Linked DNA regions of Homo sapiens: all the other regions are linked to region 2. Evidence: read pairs that join two places in POLR2A ChIA-PET (ENCODE). Cell type or tissue: HepG2. All regions are shown on one strand.

The links. Peaks named below come from ENCODE experiments on the same cell type or tissue, not always from the same donor. Only the 100,000 strongest peaks of a DNase experiment are listed, where the experiment ranks them.
Region 1: POLR2A ChIA-PET joins it to region 2 with 26 read pairs; 11 of 35 experiments call an interaction of 5 or more read pairs at or near these places.
Region 3: POLR2A ChIA-PET joins it to region 2 with 10 read pairs; 2 of 35 experiments call an interaction of 5 or more read pairs at or near these places.
Region 4: POLR2A ChIA-PET joins it to region 2 with 16 read pairs; 2 of 35 experiments call an interaction of 5 or more read pairs at or near these places.
Region 5: POLR2A ChIA-PET joins it to region 2 with 22 read pairs; 9 of 35 experiments call an interaction of 5 or more read pairs at or near these places.

Annotation. Positions count from the first base shown.
Region 1 is chr10:7,522,723-7,527,722 of GRCh38, forward strand. No RefSeq gene overlaps it. Among named protein-coding and RNA genes, the nearest start is that of LINC02642, 52 kb to the left of the region's middle. In HepG2, CTCF peaks have their summits at 2,908 (motif pointing right) and 3,529 (motif pointing right); a DNase peak (open chromatin) is centred at 2,879; H3K4me3 peaks cover 584 bases; H3K27me3 peaks cover 274 bases.
Region 2 is chr10:7,684,746-7,689,745 of GRCh38, forward strand. No RefSeq gene overlaps it. Among named protein-coding and RNA genes, the nearest start is that of ITIH2, 16 kb to the right of the region's middle. RefSeq lists an enhancer at 2,501-2,795 and a silencer at 2,701-2,750. In HepG2, a CTCF peak has its summit at 2,702 (motif pointing left); DNase peaks (open chromatin) are centred at 1,896 and 2,686; H3K4me3 peaks cover 274 bases.
Region 3 is chr10:7,558,527-7,563,526 of GRCh38, forward strand. It overlaps ITIH5 (inter-alpha-trypsin inhibitor heavy chain 5), which reads right to left. Exons shown (of 14, transcript NM_030569.7): 14 at 744-4,858. The coding sequence ends at 4,557. Among named protein-coding and RNA genes, the nearest start is that of LINC02642, 88 kb to the left of the region's middle. In HepG2, no CTCF peak of the experiment used is centred here; a DNase peak (open chromatin) is centred at 2,935; H3K4me3 peaks cover 821 bases.
Region 4 is chr10:7,539,417-7,544,416 of GRCh38, forward strand. It overlaps LOC105376391 (a long non-coding RNA gene), which reads left to right and starts at 1,983. Exons shown (of 2, transcript XR_930632.2): 1 at 1,983-2,220. RefSeq lists enhancers at 1-135, 2,073-2,932. In HepG2, a CTCF peak has its summit at 2,612; DNase peaks (open chromatin) are centred at 1,905, 2,215 and 2,545; H3K4me3 peaks cover 1,874 bases.
Region 5 is chr10:7,530,723-7,535,722 of GRCh38, forward strand. It overlaps LOC105376390 (a long non-coding RNA gene), which reads left to right and starts at 2,659. Exons shown (of 3, transcript NR_188188.1): 1 at 2,659-2,771; 2 at 3,367-3,565. In HepG2, no CTCF peak of the experiment used is centred here; a DNase peak (open chromatin) is centred at 2,469; H3K4me3 peaks cover 874 bases.

The DNA of each region.
Region 1 (5,000 bases), 160 kb before region 2:
CAGGAGGAGGAGAGTCCTCAAACGGGGTGCCCTTCTGAGATCACCATGTGCATGGCGGGACGTGCAGAAAATGTGGTGCCAAAAGATTTAGTGGGAGCTCTAACTCCCTCACCTGTGAGCATGGCCACCTAAGCCAAGGCACAGAGCTGTGACTTATCATTAACACGGGGCAGTGATGCCTTCTCACAGGGCCCAGGCAAACATAAATGGAATATCTGAGCATAGTAAACTCTAATTATTGTTGGAAATATTATTACTGATTTTGGTCACTTCTTGGGCTGTGGGCCACCAAGGGAATGACTTAGGATAGAAAGGAGTGTTTTAAAATTAGATTTGCTCTGTCTGGAGGATTAAGATCACTGCAGTTTCACACGGGGAACCATCTCTCTCTCTCTCTACCATCTTTTCCTACCCACATTCTTACTTTGCAGCCGAGCTGGTAGCTAAGTCTGTTTCTGTAAATGAGCTTCAGAGGCTCCGGGAAACTTTCCATTTTATCAGGACTGCTGCTACGGTTTTGGAATTAATCTCAAACACATAACTTTAATAGAAGGTCAGTTTTAATCTGAGCACATAAATCTCTTATTTTTGCAAGATACAGATTGAGTTGCCACATGTTTTCCAGGTTATCATCTCATGAGTTCAATTAGTTTACAATAAACAGTAACAAACTATATTTCTGTGCCTTACAAGCTGGGAAGACCACTGGACTATCACTGTCAAACTCCCCTCCGGAGCCCAAAGCAGACGGCCATGGGGAGAGGGATATGGATGGGACGGGGTGCTTTGTAAAACGTCAAAAACGATAGGCAGTCTCCACATTGCTACCCCTTTACCGCCAGAAAAACCACATCTGTTTTCCTCACTGCTGCTTAGAGCACCCAAACTTTGTCAATGGGGTGCTTCTTGTCTGCTCTCTATGACCTGGAAGTTTCTTTCTCCCATAAGTGAAAAAAGTGAGAGCTGAGAGAACCAGCCCCATGAGCTGCAGGTCCTGCTGGACTCCACGTTCACAACTTTACATTGGAAACTGTAGAGTTATGACTCGTGTGTGATTTCCTGATGATCATGCTCTGGTCCCAAGACAGTCCCACAAGAGAGCTGGGCTAGAAGCCAAACTGAGGGGAGCTGCCCTCACCCAAGAGGTGCACCTTGGGTGCCCTCTGCCGAGACACCCAAGAATTCAGTCTGCCTAAGACAGTAAGCTCCCTGAGGGCAGGAACCACATCTGCCTTGTTCTCTTTTATATCCATGGTACTGAGTGCAGCACCCTGCACAAAGCAACACCTAGCAAGTATTTAAGGGGTGAATGAATGAATGCCTAGCGGCCCCTCACCTGAGTACCCTCCCATCCAGAGCTGGGGAAACTCCGGTCAGAACGCTCTTTAGAAGGCTGACTCATGAGGGACCCTCACCCCTTAGGCTGAGTGAGGCGTCTGTTCTTCCTGTAGGGCCACCCCAGCAGTCTCATCATGTCCATCATATGTCACTATCAAATTATTATGTTCAAAGGCAAAACCCCGTCTCTACAAAAATTACAAAAGTTAGCCGGGCATGGTGGTGCATGCCTGTAATCCCAGCTACTTGGGAGGCTGAGGCAAAAGAATCGTTTGAACCCAGGAGGTGGAGGTTGCAGTGAGCTGAGATCATGCCACTGCACCCCAGCCTGAGCAACAGAGACTCTGTCTCAAAACAACAAACAACAAAAATTCTTATGTTCATTCACAGATCCATTATTTCAACAAAACTAACTGAATATGTGCCATGTGCCAGCAGTATTCTTCTTTTGAAAATACATAACACAGTTGGGAGTGGTGGCTCACACCTGTAATCCCAGCACTTTGGGAGGCTGAGGCAGGTGGATCACTTGAGGCCAGGAGTTCAAGACCAGCCTGACCAACACAGCAAAACCCCGTTTCTACTAAAAGTATAAAAATTAGCCAGGTGCGGTGGTGCACACCCGTAGTCCCAGCTACTTGGGAAGCTGAGACATGAGAATCTCTTGAACCCAGGAGGTGGAGTTTGCAGTGAGCCAAGATTGTGCTACTGCACTCCAGCCTGGGTGACAGAGTGAGACTCTGTCTCAAAATAATAATAATAATAATAGTACATTAACATGACCCAACTTTCAAAATTAGATAAGAAGGTGTGAAATGAAATGTCTTCCCCACTGGTAGCCATCGTTATTAGATTTTGAACAAAACAGTAGGCTCAACTCACCCTGTCTATCCCATCCAGGTTACAAAATTGTTCCATTTTTCCCAACTCCTACAATGCATTTTCATGATTGGGAACGAATCTGGTCTCTTCCTTTACTCATATGTAATAATTCATGCCATTTACGGAATAGTGGAGTCAAATCAAGTGAATTCGCAGTGGGCAGGTGGGTGTCTGTCCCAGGCTGACCTGCTTGCTTTCACAGCACCTTCAGTGCAACCCTACAGTTGCTGATCCCGAGTGCACCTGCGTTCCTGCTGGTCCGGGAGCTGATCAGGTGGATTCACTAATTTGGGCTTACGTCTGAAGTACACGCACCTTCTGCGATCTCCGTTCTCCCTTATTCCCAGCAGGAATTGCTGAGAAAATGAGGAGTGGCTGCTTTGTAATTTTCTGACAAATGAATGAAGTTTAAACATCTGCTGGAGATGTATCATGTGATCTTCATGAGTGACAGCTGTCTTTTATAGAGAGGGGAGGGAAATATAGATGACGCAATAGAAAGTAGCTCTACAAATAAGCGAAATGGGAAATCTGCTGACGGTGAAAATATACATTCATCAGTGTTATCTCACAGCATGAGATAATCCATCAGCCCTTCTTTCTGTTGGCTTTTTCTTTTTCCTTGTGTTGAGGGGGACTATGACAATAACCCAGTAGATGGCGCTCATTGTCCGTTTATCTGCCATTGTGTGGCTCTGTCACTAGGTTGAGCTCAATTTTAAGATTTGAGAGCTAGAGGGCAAGATTTCCTTAGAAATGACACCGATTTAAGGGAAAAAATTAAAAATTTAAAAAAAAAAACGCTTTTAAAAATCTCTTTGAGAAGACTATGTCTATGAAGGTCCCAAACTTCAAGTTGCAAATCTCAGCTTGTAGCAAGGAAATCAGAGATGTGAGGGAGCTTTGCCACCAAACGTGGCCGTGACTTTCTGAAGGTGAGCACTAGGAACCACGGGGAGAGTGACTCGTGGAAAACCCTCCGCAATTCTCATCGAACTCTGCTGTTCCCCGGAAAATGCGTCTCAGGTCTGCGGGCTTTATTTGTGGTCTATTGCTCTCCATGAAATGAGGATTCCGGTTGTTGGGCATTTCAGGTGGAAGCACAGAAGAGACGCCGCTCCTGTGCGTCTGGGAAGATCCCGTCTGTCATCTGGAAGTCATAAAAGCCACTTTCGGAAACACAGATGTCACTTTTGGGGAACGGTCGTCATGTTTCAAGGCCCTTCCTTGGGTTTGAACTGGGAGGGCCAGAGTCGGCCCAGGGAATGGTGATTGGCACATGGAGGTGTCCTGGCAGCGGTGGCCGCCAAGGGGCGGTCGGCCCTCCTGTCCCCGCCACCCTCAGCCCCGCTGCTGGGCCCTTCCAGGCCTTTCTCCCAGCTCCCTGCGTCGCCTCAACCTCCTGCTCTCACCCGCTTTGTGACTCCAACCAGAACAGCCCGTCACTTCATTTCTTAAGAGTCTTCCTTTTGTGCCTTTCACATTTTCCTCTAAAATTTAAACTAACGATTTGTGTGTGGGGTGTATACATTGTGTGTGGGTGTATATATTATGTGGGGGAGTATATATTGTGTGGGGTGTATATATTGTGGGGAGTGTGTATATTGTGTGGGGTGTATACATTGTGGGGGGTGTATATATTTTGGGGGATGTATATATTGTGTGGCGGATGTGTATATTGTGGGAGGATGTATATATTGTGGAAGGATGTATATATTGTGTGGGGGATGTATATAGTGTGGGATATTGTGTAGAGGGAGATTATATATCGTATGTGATGTATATATTGTTTAGGGTGTATATATTGTGAGGGATGTATATATTGTGGAGGGTGTGTATATTGTGTGGGGGAGTGTATATATTTTGGGAGGATGTATATATTGTGTGGAGGGGGATGTATACATTGTGTGGGATGTATATAATGTGGAGGGTGTATATGTTATGGAAGAGTGTATATATTGTGTGGAGGAGTGTATATATTGTGGGAGGATGTATATATTGTGTGGAAGGGGATGTATATATTGTGGGGGTTGTTTATGTTGTGGGGGATGTATAGGGAACAGTTACCTCAGATTCGCAGAGAATGGAGCCTGTCCCCATGTGCTGTGACTTGCCAGAGTCCCCAGTGCCTGTGACCACCTCTGACCCTGGAAGTGAGGGTCAGAGGAGGTCACAGAGGCCAAGGAAGGGTGCTCCCTCGTGCTGTCACCAGGCTGATGAGATGCAGGTGACAACTTTCCCCAGACCACCCTGATGTGTGTCCACTTCCATTAAAATCAATGTTATGATGGTGTTGGCACTTGGCTCCTGGAAAGGTGACACCAAGGCTCTGAAGATGAAAAGCCACACGAGCACACCCCGCCCCTTCCTCGGTGGCCTCCAGAAACTCTCTCGCAGCACTCCCCACTTTCTGCTATTTAGGGGCCTTTACAATACTTGTTACATTCATTGGGCAGACATGGCCCACATTTTCTAAGAATGCTCATTCAGGTTGCTTCCAGAACTGGCTTAGCTTTTTTAAGTTGAAGAGGAGGGAAGGGTTTGGGGAGGTAGGAAAGGGTGTGTGTGGCCTCTGAGATATGGGCTGGAGTTTTATTTAACAAAACAGATGATAGCAAGACAGATGAGACTAGATAGATGGACTAGATAGATAGATGAAAATAGAAGATAGATGATTGATAGATGATAGATGACTGATAGGTAGCTGACAGATAATAAAAGATAGATGATTGATAGATGCTAGAAGAGAGATATGTAGATAGATGATTGATAGGTAGATG
Region 2 (5,000 bases):
TGTGGTACATACACCCCATGGAATACTACACAGCCATAAAAAAGAAAGAAATCATGTTCTTTGCAGCAACGTGGATAGAGCTGGAGGCCATTATCCTAAGCAAACTAACACAGGAACAGAAAACCAAATATCACATGTTCTCACTTATAAGTGGGAGCTAAACATTGAGGACACAATAGACATGGGGGACTACTAGAGGCAGGAGGGAAGGAGGGGAACTAGGACCCAAAACTACCTATGCTCAGTACCTTGGTGATGGGATCACTCAAACACCAAACGTCAGCATCACACAATATATCCAGGTAACAAACCTGCACATGTACCCACTGAAGCTAAAATAAAAGTTGAAATTAAAAAATAAAACAATGCATCTCTGTCCCTAATAATGCATATGCCAATTCTGTCTAAATGGAGCCATACAATTTAAATTCCTAATAAAGTCCATTAAATCTTCCTGCCCTTCTCTAGCTCCCCTCTGTTCCTCAGTTTATGCTCCCTCACTCTTAAAACTCCCCCCTGGCCAGGCATGGAGGCTCACACCTGTAATCCCAGCACTTTGGGAGGCCAAGGCGGGTGGATCACCTGAGGTCAGGAGTTCGAGACCACCCTGGCCAACATGGTGAAACCCCAACTCTACTAAAAATATAAAAATTAGCTGGGCATGGTGGCACACACCTGTAATCCCAGCTACTCAGGAGGCTCAGGCGGAGGTTGCAGTGAGCCGAGATCCCTCCACCACACTCCAGCCTGGGTGACAGAGCGAGACTCCATCTAAAACAAAACAAAACAAAACAAAAAACTTCCCTCCCATCCAATCTTGGCTTCTTGCTGCTTTTCAGCCATCTCTTTTGCTTTGTGCACTGCCAAAGTCTAAAACTAAAGCTTTTAACAAAAAGCTATCACAATGACCTCCTAACTAGTTTCTCTTCTGATTTTTCTCCTCTCTAATCTTTTTACGATATCACTAGGATTGTCTTCTTGCTCTTAAAAACAAATCAAAAACCACTTGAAATAGGTAATATTAAGGAAATATGATTCATTATGTAAGCTGTAATAATGGTGTTGTGGTTACATAAAAAGATATTCTCAGTTGAGGCTACATCTTGAGTGTTTATAAGTGCAATGATTCAATATCTGGAATTTACTTTAACATACTTCAGGAAAAGCTGGGCACCCAGGCTCACACATATAGACCCAGGTCCTAGAGAGGTGGAGGCAGGAGGACTGCTTGAGGCCAGGAGTTGGAGACCAGCCTGGACAACATAGCAAGACCCTGTCTCAACAGCAACAAAAATTTAGCCAGGTGTGGTGATGTGCACCTGTAGTCCCAGCTACTCAGGAGGCTGAGGCAGGAGGATCACTGGAGCCCAGGAATTTGAGGCTGCAGTGAGCTATGATCATGCCACTACACTCCAGTCTAGGTGACACAGCAAGATCCCGTCTCTAAAACAATTAATGATTAAAAATTTTAAAAATTAAAAATAATCCAGGAAATAAAAAGTAGGAGGAATAAATGAAAAAAAAAGTTTTCAAATGTTTAAGATGATTGAAGTGGTCATTATGGAGACATACTTTCAGTCATATCTTCCCATGAGTCTCCACACTTCAGTCATTCCAGCCTTCTGCAGACCTTACGAAAGTGCCCACATGGCCCGGCCTGGGAGCCTTTGCTCATACTGCTCCCATTGAAAACGCTTCCTGGCACCTCCACTCACTGAACCCTGCCCATTTTTGCAAGCTCTACTCAAACACTATTTCCTCCTTTCCAGATTGTCACAGTCATTTGTATCAGTACCATCACCCTTTGCATTTCTGCATGGTTAGTTAACTGTGTGATCCTTCTGCCCTATGAAATTCCTAGATCCTGTAAGACAGGAGCCACGCCTTAGCCGCTCTCATAGTCCTTTGATCTGTCCACAGTGATCAATGTCCTGTCTAGCACATAATAGGTACTTGACACATTTTTGTTCCATTGAACCCTACAGTGAATGAGTTCCTTTGTAAAGTGAAGAGCCACGTCATAACAAACAATTATAATGATGACTGACACTTGTATAGCTCTTAACTGTGTTCAAGGCTATATTTGAAATGCTTTACAAAGACTGACTCTTTACAATAACCCTATGAGATAGGTATGATTATTCCCGTTTTACGGACAAGGAAACTGATGCCCAGAGAGATGCAGCAATGTGCCCAAGGTCATAGCTAATAAATAATACAAACTCAGTCTGTCTGGCCTCAAAGACTGTACTCTTAACCACAGTGTACACTGTCTCACCTGCCGTACAGTGTAACAACGTGCACTGCCTGCAGAAATATTCGGTACATACCGATTGGTTGATTGGCTGCTTAGTTTCCTGTAATAAGTATCTACATCTTCTGTTTTGTAAGTGCCGTTTCTGAATAACACCTTATAAATGAATTACCCTTAAATATTCATTCTGTGTGCACATTTTGTATCAGAATCAATCTATAATAACAGTTACACGACTATGTTTTTGGAAAGGAAAAACTACTTCATTGCCTCTAGTGATATTGGGTGTGTATTTATTTAATACCACTGCAATAAAGCCCCCGTATTGTATTATTATTCTAGTACGACGTAGTCCTTTACATCCGCCGACTGCATATTTCATCAGCCCGCAGCGTGAGGCGCTGTTTTACCTTCAAGTTCCTGGTCCCTGGCTTAGCTCAAGTCACTTCCATCAGCTGGAAACAGGCGAGCACCTCACGCCATCTAGCGGAGACACACTTTGAAGACCGCTTCAAGGGATTTGCTTAATTATGGGAGTCTCATAGGGGCACCATCCAACAGCCACATGAAAGTAACAACAGACACTGAGTAAAACCAGAATGTTTCCCCCAATAAGTGGCTGCTCTAAAATTATTTTCCCAAACTCTCCCAGGTTGCTGCCCCTTGTTCCTGAGTCCACACAGCAGCTTCCTACGGAAAACACCCTCTGTGATTCTAGAAGAGCGCACTCTCCTCATCCATTGACCACAAAGACTTACTTTCTACACGATGTGAGGAAGGAAAACACCCTCTGTGATTCTAGAAGAGCGCACTCTCCTCATCCATTGACCACAAAGACTTACTTTCTACACGATGTGAGGAAGGGGCTCCCGGCAGAGTCAGGGTCACTGCCTGGTGCCTCCGGAGAGGCTGCAAGTTGTCATGGAAAGCACAAATGTCTGTGGGATCTAACAAAACTGAAGAGCTTCTGCACAGCAAAAGAAACTATCATCAGAGTGAACAGACAGCCTGCAGAATGGGAGAAAAATTTTGCAATCTATCCATCTGACAAATATCTAACATTCAACAACTACAAGGTACTTAAACAAATTTACAAGAAAAAAAACTCCATTAAAAAGTGGGCAAAGGACATGAACAGACACTTCTTAAAAAAAGACATACATGCGGTCAACAAACATATGAAAAAAGCTCAACATCACTGACGATTAGATAAATGCAAATCAAAACCACAATGAGATATCATCTCACACCAGTCAGAATGGCAATTATTAAAAAGTCAAAAAAACGGCAGGGCACAGTGGCTCACACCTTTAATCCTAGCATTTTGGGAGGCTTAGGCAGGAGGATCATTTGAGGTCAGGAGTTCGAGACCAGCCTGAGCAACATAGTGAAACCCACTCTCTACTAAAAATACAAAAATTAGTCGGGCCTGGTGGCACATGCCTGTAATCCCAGCTACTTGGGAGTCTGAGGCTGAGGCACTCCCAACTGGGTGACAGAGTTAGACTCTGTCTCAAAAAGAAAAAAAGAAAAAAACTCAAAAAAACGACAGATGCTGTTGAGGTTGTGGAGAAAAAGGAAAGCTTTTACACTGCTGGTGGGAGTGTAAATTAGTTCAACCACTGTAGAAGACAGTGTGACGATTCCTCAAAGACCTGGAGGCAGAAATACCATTTGACCCAGCAGTCCCATTACTTGGTATATACCCAAAGGAATATAAATAATTCTATTATAAAGAAACATGCACGTGTATGTTCATTGCAGCACTATTCACAATAGCAAAGACATGGAATCAACCTAAATACCCATCAATGATAGGCTAGATAAAGAAAGTATGGTACATATACACCATGGAATACTATGCAGCCATAAAAAGGAACAAAATCATGTCCTTTGCAGGGATGTGGATGGAACTGGAGGCCATTGTCCTCAGCAAACTAACGCAGGAACGGAAAACCAAATGCTGCATGTTCTCACTCATAAGTAGGAGCTGAATGATGAGAACACATGGACACATGGCCGGGAGAACAACACACACACGGGTCTGTTGGAGGGTGGGGGATGGGAGGAGGGAGCACATCAGGAAGAATAGCTAATGGATGCTGGGCTTAATACCTAGGTGATGGGATGATCTGTATAGTAAACCACTATGGCACATGTTTACTTACGTAACAAACCTGCACATCCTGCACATGTACCCCTGAACTTAAAATAAAAGTTGAAAAAAAAGAAAGTATAAATATGTGATGCATAGTGACCCTTCCTCAGCTAAAGCCACTCACCTTTGTTATCTATGCAAATGCTATTTGAATGTGCTAATCTGAGCTTGGCAGCAAGTTCAAGGGCCTCCCCAAGATTCTTGCAATTTCTGGGGCTTATTCTAATGGTCACTTTGACTTTCTTTCATGTTCAACTCCCAACCTCAGCACTCTCCTTCAGTGGCTGCTGTTATCCTATACCAAGATCTGGTTTCCTTCTACTTCCAGGCACAGGGAAGATTGCAATCCCCCACCCTCTTGAAATTAAGCATGGCCATGCGCCTTGTGGTGGCCAATGAACTACAAATGAAAACGCCATGCAACACTTCCAGGTAGAAGCATTCAACCCATGTGCTCCTCCATGTTTCCCTGCTCCCTGCCACATGCCTTGCCTCTTTCAGCCTGGGCCACTGGAGTGAGGGCCACACAGAGCAGAGCCCTTGGCCCAACAAAAATGGATAAGGAGTATGTCCAAGAAAAAGCAAGCT
Region 3 (5,000 bases), 130 kb before region 2:
GACTACAGGTGCATGCTGCCACACCTGGCTAATTTTTTTTTTGTATTTTTTGTAGAGACAGGGTTTTTCCATGTTGCCCAGGCTGGTCTCGAACTCCTGAGCTCAAGTGATCTACCCGCCTTGGCCTCTCAAACTGCTGGAATTACAGGTGTGAGCTGCCACGCCAGTCCCTTCATTTTAAAGCCACAGAAGATGCCAAAAGCAGAGATAAGTCAACTTGAGTCCTTGACATTAGTTGTTCACTTGTTTTCTCTTTAACACAGCCCACCAGCGATGCCTCCTTTGTGTCCTATGTCTGTTTTGGTTCTAAGCATCTGTTGTCCCGTTCAGCTTGTAATATAGCTCAACCGAAATCTAAACGCGATCCAGTAAAACCACTCAGAACCGGAGGTAGGAGTGCCAGAACCACGAGTTAGAAATGGCACCTAGGAGGGAAATGACCCTGAGCCCAGTGGAAGCAGCATCAGTCAAGACGGTGGGCAAAGTGTGTGCAAAAGAGTACCCAATAATGTACTGGTCCCAATAATGATCAAAGTTTGGGATGCTAGAATCCCCAGACGGGAATGGACTGAGAGGTTTAAGACCCTCCGGTGTACCTGACAGTTTCAGAAGAGCACAGGAATCACTGCTGTGAATTTGCTGTTCTCTACAATAAATTGTATTACGTTAACATTATTCTTCCCATGTTGCTACCCCATTTACATATCATTGTGTGTAATTCAGAAATGCCTACAAACAAGCAGTGCAGTTAGATTCTTCAAGTTTTATTCTCAACAGCTCCAATTCCATTTTCCCTTAGAAAAATAAACAGACCAATATGTTGTTTGTTTTTATGCATCGTTCTCTTATAAATTTTTTGTCTAAGTAAAATGTCTCTTGAATGTGAACTGTCTCGTACCCCACTAATTATTTAAAACTAAAATAAATATTTAAAGCTACATTTATAAGTATTTGCTTAGCTGTGTTATTTGTTATTTATTTTAGCTGGATCATGTCCTACAGTTCCAAGAGTCCTTTAAATTTTAATAACAGCATTGTTTGTGTACATTCTGGGAAGCTTAAAGAACAGAAAAAGAATTAACGTTTTGAATGATTTGGTGTCTTAGTCAGCTTGGGCTGCCTTAACAAGAATACCACAGACTTGAGTAGCTTAAACAAAACACATTTATTTCTCACAGTTCTGGAGGCTGGGAGGTCCAAGATCAAGGTGCCAGCAGACATGGTGTCTGGTGAGGGCCGTCTTCCTGGCTTGCAGGTGGCCATCTTCTCATCGTATCCCCAGGTGGTGGAGAGGAAAAACACCATCTCTCCCATGTCTTTTTTTTGTTTTGTTTTGTTTTTTTTTGACGGAGTTTGGCTCTGTCACTCCAGCTGGAGTGCAGTGGCGTGATCTTGGCTCACTACAAGTTCCGACTGCCTGGTTCAAGCGATTCTCCTGCCTCAGCCTCCCAAGTAGCTGGAACTACAGGCACGCACCACCACGCCCAGCTAATTTTTGTATTTTTAGTAGAGACGAGGTTTCACCATGTTGGCCAGGATGGTCTCCATCTCCTGACCTCATGATCCACCCTTCTCGGCCTCCCAAAATGTTGGGATTACAGGTGTGAGCCACTGCACCTGGCCCCATGTCTCTTCTTATAAGGGCCTTAATCCCATTCGTGAGGGCTCTGCCCTCAAGACCCAATAACCTTCCAAAGGTCCCAATTCCAAGAACCATCACATTCAGGATTTAAGCTTCAACATATGAATTTGGGGAAGACATATACACTCAATCCAAGGCATGTCGTTTAGCCAAAAGTTAAAGTTAAAGGAATGAATCCTGTTCCTAATCCACCTATCAGGACACACGATTCAATTAAATGTTGAATGTTACTCCCTAGAGAAACACAGAGGTGCCCACTCCGATTCCCAGTCCCCGGCCTCCTCAGCACAGCTGTGGCACCGAGGGAATCTTGTGATGGTTTCTCCTCCCAACATCCCCTCCCTTTAGCCTGAAGTTGTAAAGCATTAAAAAGTCAAATGGAGGAAGATGGTGCACCTAGCATGGGGCCGTCGGGGGTCAGGGGAGGATAGAGAACAATGTTCCTTCATTTTGAAAGGCAGAGATGCTGACTTGTTCAAGGTCCCAGTTAGTCAGTGATCATGACACATTAACTATTGTGATAACAAGGAGATTTATCTCCTCTAATTATGACATATTTCTTCATCTCATTCAATTACTCATTTTGGAACAACCCTCGCCCTGGTTTATAAATGCTCAAGGAAAATAAATGATTGCCCAGATGGTGAAACAGGGTCAAAGCAAACAAAATGATTCTGGAGGTTCAGTGTAGCCCTGCATTAAGTATGTTGTATGACTTGGCAAAAACCACTCCACGGCACTCTCTGCCTCAGTTTCCCTATCTGGGAAGATTTTCTGGACAACAGAAAATACTATATTTTTTTTTTATCAAATGCAAAGGTCCTAACTATAAGCTTGGTATGGGGTTTCGGGCTTTCAGGTACTGACCCCATTTGAAAAAAAAAAAAAAGATCTACACGTAAAGAAGAGGAAGAAAAAAGGTGATATTTTTCTAAAGTAAAATATAATTTTTAAAAATGAAAGCTCAACTTTGTTACTTATGTTTTTCTGAGCAAGCAAGTTAGCTATGGATAGCTCATTGGAATGTTTTTCTCAGCTCTTAAAGTAGCAACACAGGCAGTAGGAACTGGTCTTTCCTAATAACGTCCTCATTTCTGCAGTGTCGAGACTTACACCTGGAACAACAGATCACTGCTCCAAGTGCTCCACAGGGGACAGGGCCACCTGGCTCCAGGGCTGTCTGTCCAGCTGGGATTTACATAATAGGAAGGCCCCGGGGAGCCTGGCCAGCTCCCTGGCTACCTCTAGCTGCCGCTCCCTTTCTCTGAGCTCTACAGTCTGAAAGCATCTGTCAGCAGCACTGGCTGGCAGCCTTTGCACCTCTGGCATGAATACAGGCAGCTGAGGTTGGGAAGACGGAAGGCAAATAAATAGCACAGCAGACAGGCCCTGGTGTGGTGGGTTCACGAAGCAGAGAGAGACGAGCCCAGATAGTCCCCCAGCGCTAACTTGTTCCCGAAGCCGCTGCGTCCGACAGGAACACGTGGATGTCATTTTACTGCCTGAATGTTTCCCCAGGGAAGGCAAACATGATAAAGAATTTTCTTAACTCAGCTTTTCCTCCCAGTGCTAAGCATGCCTTCTCATTTCACGCGGGGGCTGCTCTGGTGTCAAGCCCCGTGGAAGAAGCCTCTTGTGAGGCCAGCCCCAGAGCCTTGAACTCTGGCCTGCATCGAAGCATTCCACTTCCCCGACCACAGTCTTTCTTTCTCTGCTGTTTCGCCCAAGCGCTCCCGGTATCCGTCCGCTGAAGGGTGACGTTCATTGACTCTGGAAGTCCCCTCTCATCTTAACCTTTTCCTTAAGGCATCAGGTTTGTCCAAGTTTTGGAACCAAAGCCCCTGTCCACGAGCTGGTTTCCTGACTTTTTTTCTATCTGACATGAGGGAAGCTGGAAGTCCTAGATTTCCTAAGCACCGACACGCTTCCTGCTATAGGTGGGCTGGTGGACCTGCTCTGAGCCGGCTCTGCCTCCCGTCCTAGCACTGTGCACATGTAATTGATCACCTCCTGGATGACCACAAGGAAAAAAGGTCTGGGAACTATGACAAAGGCTGGAGAGCTCCAAGTAAAAGATGCATCATTCACTTGGCCAACTCTTCGTCACCAAGACATGCCAGTAAAATCAACCACATGGAGTTGTCCTGTGTATGAAAAGCCCTTAGCTTATTGGAACAAATTGGAGAATAGCCATTAGCAAAGTCAAGTGGTTTACAAAGCCCATTAGAAAGAGATCAGTATCTGAGCTGTAGATGTTTCTATTTTCAATCAAATTTCTTTTTAATGAAAACTAATTTTTAAGGGCAAGATACCACAGCAGAAGAAAAACGTCTTGCAAGAAAAGACTTCATGGTTTACAACGATCAAATGTATGGGCTATTTGCCTGATTGGTGGCCTGGACTCAGCAAGAGATTCCTTTGCAGCAGAGGTTGGCCACACATCTGGGGGCTGCAACACCACTGAAAAGACAGCTTTCTAAGCATTAGTGTAAGGCAAAAAGCAGAGTGCCTAAACTTGTCCATTTCCACCAAGAAAAAAAGTTTCATAGCAACCTTCCTTCACCAGAAAGGCTTACTTTATGATATGCTAACAGAACAGAAAAGCAGGTTGGGACAAGATACAGACTTTGTTGCATTTAGCTATGACCCTTCTCTCCCCTCTGTGGATGTGGGCAGGGTGGGGAGAGGCAGGAAGAGGCAGTAGAGGGAAATGACATTTGCACTCAGGCTTCCCGCCCCTACCCACCCCTACCCTTCGCCCAGACAGACGTCGGATCTATGCTGCACCAGGGGTGGGTCATGGAGTCCAGCTAATTGCCAGGAGCTGAGGCGTGTACAAGCCATGAAAAGAGCTGCCCCACGGCCTCCCCACATCACTGTCCTTCATGCACTTGCATCTTTAAGGCTGCCAGCTTCAGAGCTCCCTGGACATTCCCCGGCCAAGTGTCATCCCTGTGTCAAATGGATGGGATGCCAGGTAATCCTTGTACTCCCCGTCAATCAGTTTGGCGGCATTGTTCCTGGCAAACCAGCAGTCTATCTGCTCTTCCCCGTTGTAAATCTTCCTTTGCTTCCAGACCACTGGGACTTGGTGGCCTTTCACTGTTAGGACGGCCTCAGGCCCCTCTCCCACCTGAAGGAGCAGAGGGTGAGTGAGGTTCTGGCTGGGCCCTGCAGGGTCTTCTGTGAGTCTGGCATCCTGATTCAGGAACTGACCTGGGAGGACAAGGAAAAGCATCGGGTCTCAGTCAAATGCAGAAACCTCGTGCTGAACTCCAACTTCAGAGCTATCAGTGGCAGAAAGGCTTACAACTGGCCACAGCCCGAGACTGGACTCTCCCAGTGACATGGAAGAACA
Region 4 (5,000 bases), 150 kb before region 2:
ATAAATGTCAGATTTGGTTTTGTTTATCTGATCTTCATGCAATCACGGTTTCGTACCTCTGGGGGTGGAAAGAATTGGACTGTTTCATAATTGTTTAGAGGTAAGCATAAAATGCACTAAGGCATTGAACTCTGGGTGTGGTGAGAAAGAGAGAAGATGGGAAGGGTGAGAATTCATGGAATCTGGTTGGGTGCTCCTCATTTAGTGCCTTTGTGTGGGAGAAGAGCAGATAGATGGTGGGAGGGTGAAAGGAAGGGCTACTTCAAGTTGCTCCAAAAACTGGGAGTGGGTGGGAATTAAGTCTCTATCAGGTCAAGTTAATACTGGTTAGAATTAGCAAAGTGACTGAGAGTGAGCCTTGGGGTTTATTTTTTGGAAGGAGTCTAAAAGTCCTTCCCACAAAGCACTCCAGCTCCATCTAATGCAATGCCTCTGATTTGTCATAGGCAATTTCTATGAACTTACGCTGTTTTCCCAGTGGACTGGAGTTTATGTATCTCTCTTAATCTGCACAGCCCAGTGGGGAGAGAATCTGTGTTTGTTCCCCTCCCATCTCCTTGCTTACAATTCCTGCTCCCAGCTGGCTTCAGGAACACCCTTGGCAGAGGGGGTAGTGGACCCTCCCTCCATCCCCAAAAACTTAAAGAATGTGCCTTGATTAGAAGCACAAAGCAGATCTCAAGATGTGCTCAGCAGCTGTGGACACCCTGGAGATAAAAAGGAGAGGGGGCCGGTGCCTGTAATGCCAGCACTTTGGGAGGCCGAGGCAGGAAGATCACTTGAGGTCAGGAGTTCGAGACCAGCCTGGCCAACATGGCGAAACCCCATCTCTGCTAAAAATACAAAAAATTAGCCAGGCGTGGTAGTGAGCACCTATAATCCCAGCTACTTGGGAGGCTGAGGCATGAGAATCGCTTGTACCTGGGAGGAAGAGGTTGCAGTGAGCTGAGATTGCACTACTGCTCTCCAGCCTGGGTGACAGAGTGAGACTCTGTCTCAAAAAAAAAAAAAAAAAAAAAAGAGAGAGAGATAGAGAATGTAGAGGAATGGAACCATTATATTACATATCCAAAAAGGGAACAATCCACTTTTTGGTTTAGAACATGACATGTTGTCTTCATGCCAAGCCATCCTTTCCAAATTGTGTTCTATTAATTTAATCTTATGATTACTTTGTATTGATTGTCTAAAGCCCTCACCAATTTGCGACAGTAAAATGCACCCTGGAAGGATGTTAGGTTTAGGAGAGATGCAAGTTGATACCACCGGCCACTGGCCACCAGGTCTCCATTCACAGATAACAGACTTTTGTTTCCATTATCAGTTGACAAATAACAGCTATGTGATTGACTGGGTGAAAAATAAATTTACTGTAGCGTGTTAGTTGCACCATTTCACTCCCTTTATATTTTTAAAGCAAAGATTAAAGTTCAAAAAGAAGCCTCATTTGGTGTTTTTCACGTCTGATGGTAAACTACCTGAGGACAGAGACAGTTGGTTTCCTGGGAGAAAACCCCATGGCTTATCACCAAACAGCGTGCAAACAGTAGGTGCATGGGTGGGGAGGCCTCAATAGTGTCACATACAAAGAAAGGAGTGAAAGCCTGACATAAATTCTCTTCCTTATCCAAAAAGCAAAGCTATCCTATGCAGAGGAAAATGGAGCTGAAACAAGTATGTCTCTTTCCTTCTTTGTATCCCACGACTGTAACCACAGGTATGGCTCTTAGGACCTGTGGAGTCATTCACTGTCCAAAGGCCACGTAGGCTCATTCCTTGTTAGAATAAGGTTGCCTGTGCAGACGGCTGGTCCTGTGTGCAGGCATCTGGGCTCACGTCTCCCAGGAGGGGAGGATGGGGCTGCCGTTGCTGTTGCCATGGCCCCGTGCAGTGTTTCCATAACACAGCCGGCCCACATCCCAAGCAGGCCTGCTTGGACAGTTTGCCCTGCATGATGCGAGACAGGCTGGAGAGGGATCAAGGACCCTTTGGGATTGGAATTCTGGGTTTTGCGTGTGAGAGTTTAACTGGCTAAGACCAGGCCAGTACATGAGCGCAGGCCCAAGATCCGAAAGGGAAAGTCCTGAACGCCCCCTTCCCCCTGTCTTTTCGGCGGGGCTTTGGGAGTTTGCAGGGTGTTCTGAGTGTTTGGGCCTCAGGGATTCTCACCTCCGGGAGATTCCAGGAGCTGTAGGGGGTGGAATGCGAGTAGGAGGAGAGGTGAGTAATGACTGGTGGACCCGCATGGGCTAACTCTTACGGTTCAAGGGTTCAGGAAGAGATTTGCAAACGTCTCTACTCTACTTTGTCTACAAAAGAACACCAAGGAATTCAGAAACTTAATTTGAAGTGGAGTTTTTGGGGATTTTTTACTTCTTGGCAGTGGTAGGCTACCCACCATCTGGGACCTGTATGTGTCATTGAAAAGAAGGTCCCCTCTGGCATGAGTGGAGTGCGGTAGGCGTGGCCTGGAATCCCTGGGTGGCCTGACAGCCCATTTTAATCAGCAATTCTACTGGAGTTCCAGTGACCCAGGGAACAAAGTTCACCACTGCTCCTTACTCAGAACTGGTGATAACGTTGACAGGGCTGATGGGAATCCTCCTGCTGGCTGCAAACTCCACCTGCAGCAGAGACGGGGCTTCTAGGGAGACAGGGTCAGTGTGAGTGAGTGCTGCTGGGTTTGCCAGGCTGCTGGAGTGGGTGTACTACTCCTCAGTGTGCAGGGGGCATCCTCTGCCCCAAACCGACCCCATCTCATCTTCCCTTGCTGATTCCTCCTGGCTGCTTCCATGATCCGTCCTACTTCCCAAAACAGAGAGGATATCTAAATATCATTTTTCAACTTCCCCAGCTGGTAAATGATGAAATTATTATATACTTGCCTTTCTTATCTTTCTACCAAACAGTAGGTTCCTTGAAGACAGACGTCATTATCATTCCTGCTTATGTTCATGTCCCCTAATTAACAGGCTTTGTGCTTACCTAACAAGTATGTGGCACGTATCTGTTTAAATAGCATAAAACAAATATCTCAGTGTTTGCAGTAGTGGACATATACCAGTAAAGTGTCAAGGGTGCCATTTCAGAATCCCTTAATCTTCCAGCAACTTTTTGGTGACCACAAAGATGGTGTTTTGCCTGTGATGCCCCACTCTCCTAATATACTATATGGAATAATGACTTTCTATATCCGTAATCAATATTTACTTTGAATATCAGTAGGTTGAGTTAGTAGTTTGATTCTGGTCCCTTGTTTACTCTGATGCAATCCCCTGTAAGAAGGACCTGACAAAGTGCCTGGTGAATGGGGTTCAGTACATGCCAGTACCTTTTCTTTCCCTGCTAATGCGAACTTAGCAATAAGCACTCACAGAAGTGAGAGTCTAGAGCCTTGGTTATTGGCTGTGACTCTGCCATCACGCTTAGGTGATCATTAAGACATCATTTGGTAGTATCTTTCCTCTGGCAAGGGGAAGAGATGGCTGTTTTTGCATAGGGATAAGATATTATCTTTAAAGCACTTTGTGATCCCAGAAGAAAAGTGTACTCTAAGACCCTGGAGCACTACCCCATTTCTCTACTGTTATTAACAAAATAAATGTGTGTCTGGCACAAGGACTTACACTTAGCAGATAACTCCCAAACTATCAGTGTAGTGGTGCATTATTTTTTGGCCACTTGGTCTTTTTGGGCAAATGCCTAACTGTGGAGACTCCCCCCACTTTACCAGTCCTGCCTCCACGTGGGAGCTTTGGCGGGGTTTATTTCTTGGGGCCAAGTCTCAACAAGTTGAATAGGAAAGCTTGGCAGCCCTAAGCTTCTTCTTCATCTTCCCTGGGGCACGCTCCTATGAGCATGTTAGGAAAGAGATTTTTAGGACAGCATTTCAGTCTCGGTTCTTTGGTCTTTTTAGTTAAAGGTCCACGGCCCTGATTTTCAGACGGACATAGTTGTACCAGCTAGAGCTCATAGAGAAGAGAGATTTAGACATTTGCTACTCCAAGCACAGTCCACAGGCATCTGTGTGGGCCTCCCTTGGGGGAGTGTTGGAAATAGAGGATCTGAGACTCATGCCCCTCCCCCAACACCGGAATTGACCTGGCACCACATTCTCCAGGTGACTCACGAGCACTTGCACCTTTGAGAAGACTGATGGAGACAAATGCCCGGGAAGCCGTCTGCAGACCCTGGAAAGGGGGTGTGCACTTGACCCAATCAGAGGCAGTCGTTTGGCTCAGCATCACAGAAAACAGATGTATTAGTCCATTTTCACATTGCTGATAAAGACATGCCCAAGACGGGGAAGAAAAAGAGGTTTCATTGGACTTACAGTTCCACATAGCTGGGAAGGACTCAGAATCATGGTGGGAGGCGAAAGATATTTCATACATGGTGGCGGCAAGAGAAAATGAGGAAAATGCAAAAGTGGAAACCCCTGATAAACCCATCAGATCTCGTGAGACTTATCTGCCACCACAAGAACAGTATGGGTGAAACCACCCCCGTGATTCAAGTCATCTCCCACCAGGTCCCTCCCACAACATGTGGGAATTACGGGAGTACAATTCAAGATGAGATTAGGGTGGGGACACGAAGCCAGACCATATCAATGGAAAATTCCAGAAGGATATGGAAATAGGGTGTAGTTCCAATGCAAGTTTCACCATAGAAGCTACTAGGCTTCTTCAGCTGCAGATCTGGGGCAGATCAACCATCTAATTAGGCCCTGCCAAGAGGGTGCCTGGGAAGGAAGGCCGTGGCAGGCAGGAGGAAGAGGAAAGAGAGGGTGCAAATTATCTTCCTATAAATTTTCAAGTAACCTATATGCATTATAAGATTTCCAGGCACTACGTAAGAGCATAAAGTAAGCACCGGACATGAGAGTTGCCTTCCTCCGAGATTGTACTCATCATATGGAATTGATTAAGAGCACAGACTGCCATTGTTTGAACCCAGCTGTAGCACTCCCCAGCTGTGTGATCTCAGGCAAATTATGT
Region 5 (5,000 bases), 150 kb before region 2:
AAATGAAGATGTATTTGAGAAAAGAGCTTGATTCATTTTCACTGGATATGCTGCATTGCATTTTGTCTTTGATCTGTAAAAATGCATTGGTCAGTTTCCTTTAAAGCTACTGGGGAGAGGGTGGTTATCAGAAATGAGACCAGCTGGTGCAATCGCTTTTGATTGGACAAATATTGATGGGTACCTACCACTACATACCAGATACCATGCTGGGCATGGAACACATAAAAATTAATTAGTCCCTCCGTCTGCTTTTGGCTTTGTGAAAAATATAGACACCTGATTCTCCTGCTCTGTCGTAGGCTAGGCTCCGTCCTTTTCTGTTTATTTCTAAGCTTACTGGATTTCTCAGCATTCTTCCCTTTTTAAATTCATTCATTCATTCATTCAACAAGTCTCTCTTAGTATCTACTCTGTGCCGGGCACCGTGCTGCGTTCTAGGGCCAAAAGAAGGAACAGAACCAGATCTGGTTCCTGCTCCTGGAGTTTGTACTTCAGTGAGGGAGAAAGGCATTAATCAAAGGAGCCCAAATGCAGAGCTGACACCCATGACAAGCGCTGTGAAGGAGACTGTGAGTCCTGCGAGAGTGGGGAGGGCAGGGATGACGATGAGCCTGGGATCTGAGGGTGGAGGAGAGGCTGAGTCTGCACAGATCGGAGAGACGCCTTCCCGACCCCCACTGAGAACCAGACGGTGGATGGGAGCAAAAAGGATGAGAAGGAAGAGGAGAGGCATGGTTTGGGGCAAGGTTAGAAAAGAAAGGGGGCAGAAATCAAACGATGGAAGGCCTGGTAGGAATGATTCTGGAAGGAGCAGTGACGTGCTGCTCGGATTTAGAAACGATCCCCCAGCTGCAGTGCAGGACGCGTGGAAGGACGTCTTGCCGGAGGTTGTAGCGCCCAGGGATTTGTGGTATCTGAGTAAGAGCGGAAGCACATGCCTGCCTGGACACCTAAGCGAAGAGCCCCGTGTTGTGGAATCCCCCGTCCTTTCTGAGGGGACAACACCAATCCCAGAGGTCTAGAATTGCCTGGCTGGTCTTCAGAACACGGTTTATGGAATAGACCAATAGCCCCAGGAAGGAACTCACTTCCAGTGTCACACAAGTAAATAATATGGGTTTTGTTCCTTATCTTTCTATGGTAAGAAGCTATGAAAACAGCAGAGTGAGTGAAATGGTAGAAGAAGACAGTCTTGTAGGCTCCTAAAATTCTTATCACTTTGTCGAGTGTTCTCTCCTCAAGGGTACAAACGATGTCTTCATTGCCTGGAAATGATGGCGCCCTTGTTCTTTATCCAAAGACTGATGGGGGAAAGAGTAATTCATTTAATAACATGGGGTCCTCATTACAGACTGGCCACCAATATAAAGCTTCGAATTTTTTTAAAATGCCCACTTTGTTTTAGAGTGGTTCATGGAAGCTTTTCATAGTTTTCACAAATGATGATCAATATAATAAATTTATAAAGCCCATTTCTTTCAAGTAGAATCAGTGATAGAATTATTATACATATTCATTTTAAAATAAACATCTTCTCTCTATCTTCAGAGTCAAATTATTAACTGAGGAACATACTGAAAAGAAGAATAAAATGAGTAAATTAATTTTTCCTCCAGAGATAGTTACTAGTAATACTTTGGTATACGTTCTTCCAATAAGTTTTTCTATTCATATTTACACATTTTTAAAGGTTATCTAAAATATACCATCTGTAACATTTTTTCACTACACTACTGAAAAACTTTTCATGTTAGTATTTCTTACTAAATTTTTTTTATTTTTGTAATTTTTTATTTTGATGTTGTGGATACATAGTAGGTGTATATATTTATGGGGTACATGAGATGTTTCGATCCAGGCATGCAACGTGTAATAATCACATCGTGGAGAATGGGGTCTCCATCCCCTCAAGCATTTATCCATTTTGTTACAAACAATCCAGTTATATCTTTTTAATTATTTTAAAATGTAAAATTAAGTCATTATTAACTCTAGCCACCCAGAAGCCTTGAATTTTTTAAGCTTTGGAGGAGATGAAGCCAGAGAAAGAGAAGCCACGTTTCCCGCCATGGAAACACACTTATGAGTCCTTCGCGATGGGCAAAGCCCACGTTTGAGTAGCAGCTGCTCGTCCCCTTGCCCTTTGCCCAGGTCCCTGATGATGTTTGTCTTGGATGCCACTGTGGGATGCCACTGTACAGTCGGGAGTGAAATTAGCCTCCTGTATGGTGGCATGTGAGGATGATTCCTTACTGGGGAGTGTGGAGAGTATGAGAAGTGACCGAGGAAATCCAGCCTGGGGGATTCAGCCTCCGTATCACAGGAGACGCTGCTGTGCAGTTTCTGTGCGTTCAGAGCTTCCACTTAATTTCTCACAGTGTGGGCCTTCATAGAAGGTTCTTTGTTGGGTCACCTCGGCTCCTGCGCTCAGATGACAATAGGAGCTTCAGGAGCTAAAATGACCGATGTGCTGTGCTGGTCAGGGTTCACTTGCAGACAGCAGAGTCTGCCCCGGCTAGTTACACAGAGGAGGATTGATTACCGGCTTTCAGTGACTCCCAGCATCACTGCGGGGGCGGGGGGTGCTGAAGAAATTGAAGACACTCCAGGCTGCCTCCCAAAGCCACACAGCAGAAAGGGGCCACCAAGAAGCTGAGATTCTGTCGTCACCGGAGAGCCGCCTGCCTGCAGGCCAGCCCTGCATGTGACTGTTGCTGCTGCGTGCACACCCGCTCAGTGCTGCCCTTCATCCCACTTCCCCTCCCCAGGTCAGTTCAGAATTCGAGTCCCAAGCAATTGTTCCTGATGGGGAAATGGCAATTCCATTTTAGGTGACCTGAATTAGGTATTAGGTGCCTTGTATGCCAGTTCTCCAGAGAAACAACACACGCGCATGTGCGTGTGTGTGTGTGTGTGTGTGTGTGAGTGGAGAGAGAGAGAGAGAGAGAGAGATTTATTACAAGGAAGCTGCTCACACAGCAATGGAGGCTTGACAAGTCTAAAATCCGCAGGGTGGGTCTGCGGGCTAGAGACCCAGGAGAGCTAATGGTGGAGCTCCAGTTCAAATGTTGTCTGCTGACAGAATTCTTTCTTGCTTGGAGGAGGTCAGTCTTTTGTTCTATTCAGGCCCTCAACTGATGAGATGAGCCCCTCCCACTTCACAGAGGACAATCTGCTTTACTCAAAGCCCACTGATTGAAATGTTCATTTCATCCCAAAACAAACACCCTTATGGAAAAATCCAGAATAGTATTTGACTAAACATGAGGGCACTGTGGCCCAGCCAAGTTAATGCATAAAATTCACCATCACGTGTGTGCCCTGTTGCATGGGACTCTAACAAATTCCTCCCACCCTCTACAGCACAGGAAGGCGCCCCAGAGAGAGGCTGGAATACACACTGTGTGAGCCAGTCTGCAGACTCTGCCAGATGCCTATGGAGACATCCTTGTGAAATTAGAATAGCTCTTCTCAGTTTATTTATGGAATCTTCTTGAAGATCAAAGATGCAGCACCGCTGTTGGTTTTGGTTTCCCCTATTATAACGGAGTCTGAATGAAAGGTGAGCAATTCTATTTAGGTTCTAGCCTAGATGTGGGGGGAAAGATGTCTATGCTAAGCATGACCATTGAGGTTTACAAAAACAAAAGTAGGGTCGCAAGCTAACAAAGAAAAACTAGAGAAAAGATTCTCCTGGCCATGCCCACAGCTGTTCCCAGAAGCTTCCTGAAACTGGTGATTTTATGTTCCTACCTTTCCTCTTAAGACTCCTGATGTACGTCCATTTCCCTGAGTTAATATAAAGTGACCAACTGCCAAGGTTTTCAGTTTCTCTCAAAATTTCAGCCAAACGCCTTGGAGGGAGGGCCTGAAGTCCTCCCACTAGAATTCAGCAGATCAACTCTCGAAGCTGCTCTCTTGACCACTGAATAGTTTCAGGTTCCTTAGGCAGTAATGAAAATATATAATAATCATTAACGTTTGGAGGGTGCTCTATATTTGGAATTATTTTCATATCTCTTGTGTTCTTTGGTCTTCACAACACGTCTTGGAGTTATTTTTTTCCCCAGATAGAGAAAACAGAAACTTGAGTACTTTTTTTGTTTTGAGACAGGGTCTTGCTGTGTCACCCTGGCTGGACTACAGTGGTATGATCACAGCTCACTACAGCCTCAAACTTCCAGGCTCAAGAGATCCTTCCATCTCAGCCTCCCGAGTGTCTGGGTCTGCAGGAGCACACCACCACACCCAGCTTATTTTTGTATTTTTAGTAGAGATGGGATTTTGCCATGTTGCTCAGGCTGATCTCAAACTCCTGACGCTATGACCCAGGCTGGAGTGCGGTGGCATGATAACAACTCACTGTAGCCTCAACCTCCCAGGCTCAATTGATCCTCCTGCCTCAGCCTCCCGAGCAGCTGGGACTACAGATGCAAAACACCACACCCGGCTAATTTTTAAATTTTTTATGGAGACAGAGTCCCACTATGTTGCCCAGGCTGGTCTCGAAATCCTGGGCTCAAGCTATTTGCCTGCCTCTGCCTCCCAAAGTGCTGGGATTACAGGTGTACATCACTGTGCCTGGACTCAGGTACATTAAGTGACTTTCTCTATGTAGTCCAGTGGTTAGTACCAGAGGCAGAAGCCCACTTCCCTCACTCAACTCCAGTCTGATTTCCTCGTCCTGCAGCTCCCATATCCAAAGTTTTGTCCTAGCATCGGTTGCTTAACTCTGGGCTGTGGGATTATCAATAAGACACCAGCCCGTAGGTGATTCTCAGCCTCGGTTCATGGCACCCACTTTGAGGTAGCTCAGATGGGTTGTGCCATTTGTCAAAAGTTCATTTTAACTTGCTGTCATTGAAAATATATTTGGGGTCTATTAGTGCTTCTGTTTTAATATTTTTCTAACCATCCCGCAAGGGGGCAACAAGAGTTCTCAGAGCGGCCGAAAACTCTAGCACAGCTTTTCTTGGGATCATTGTTAGACATTCTTT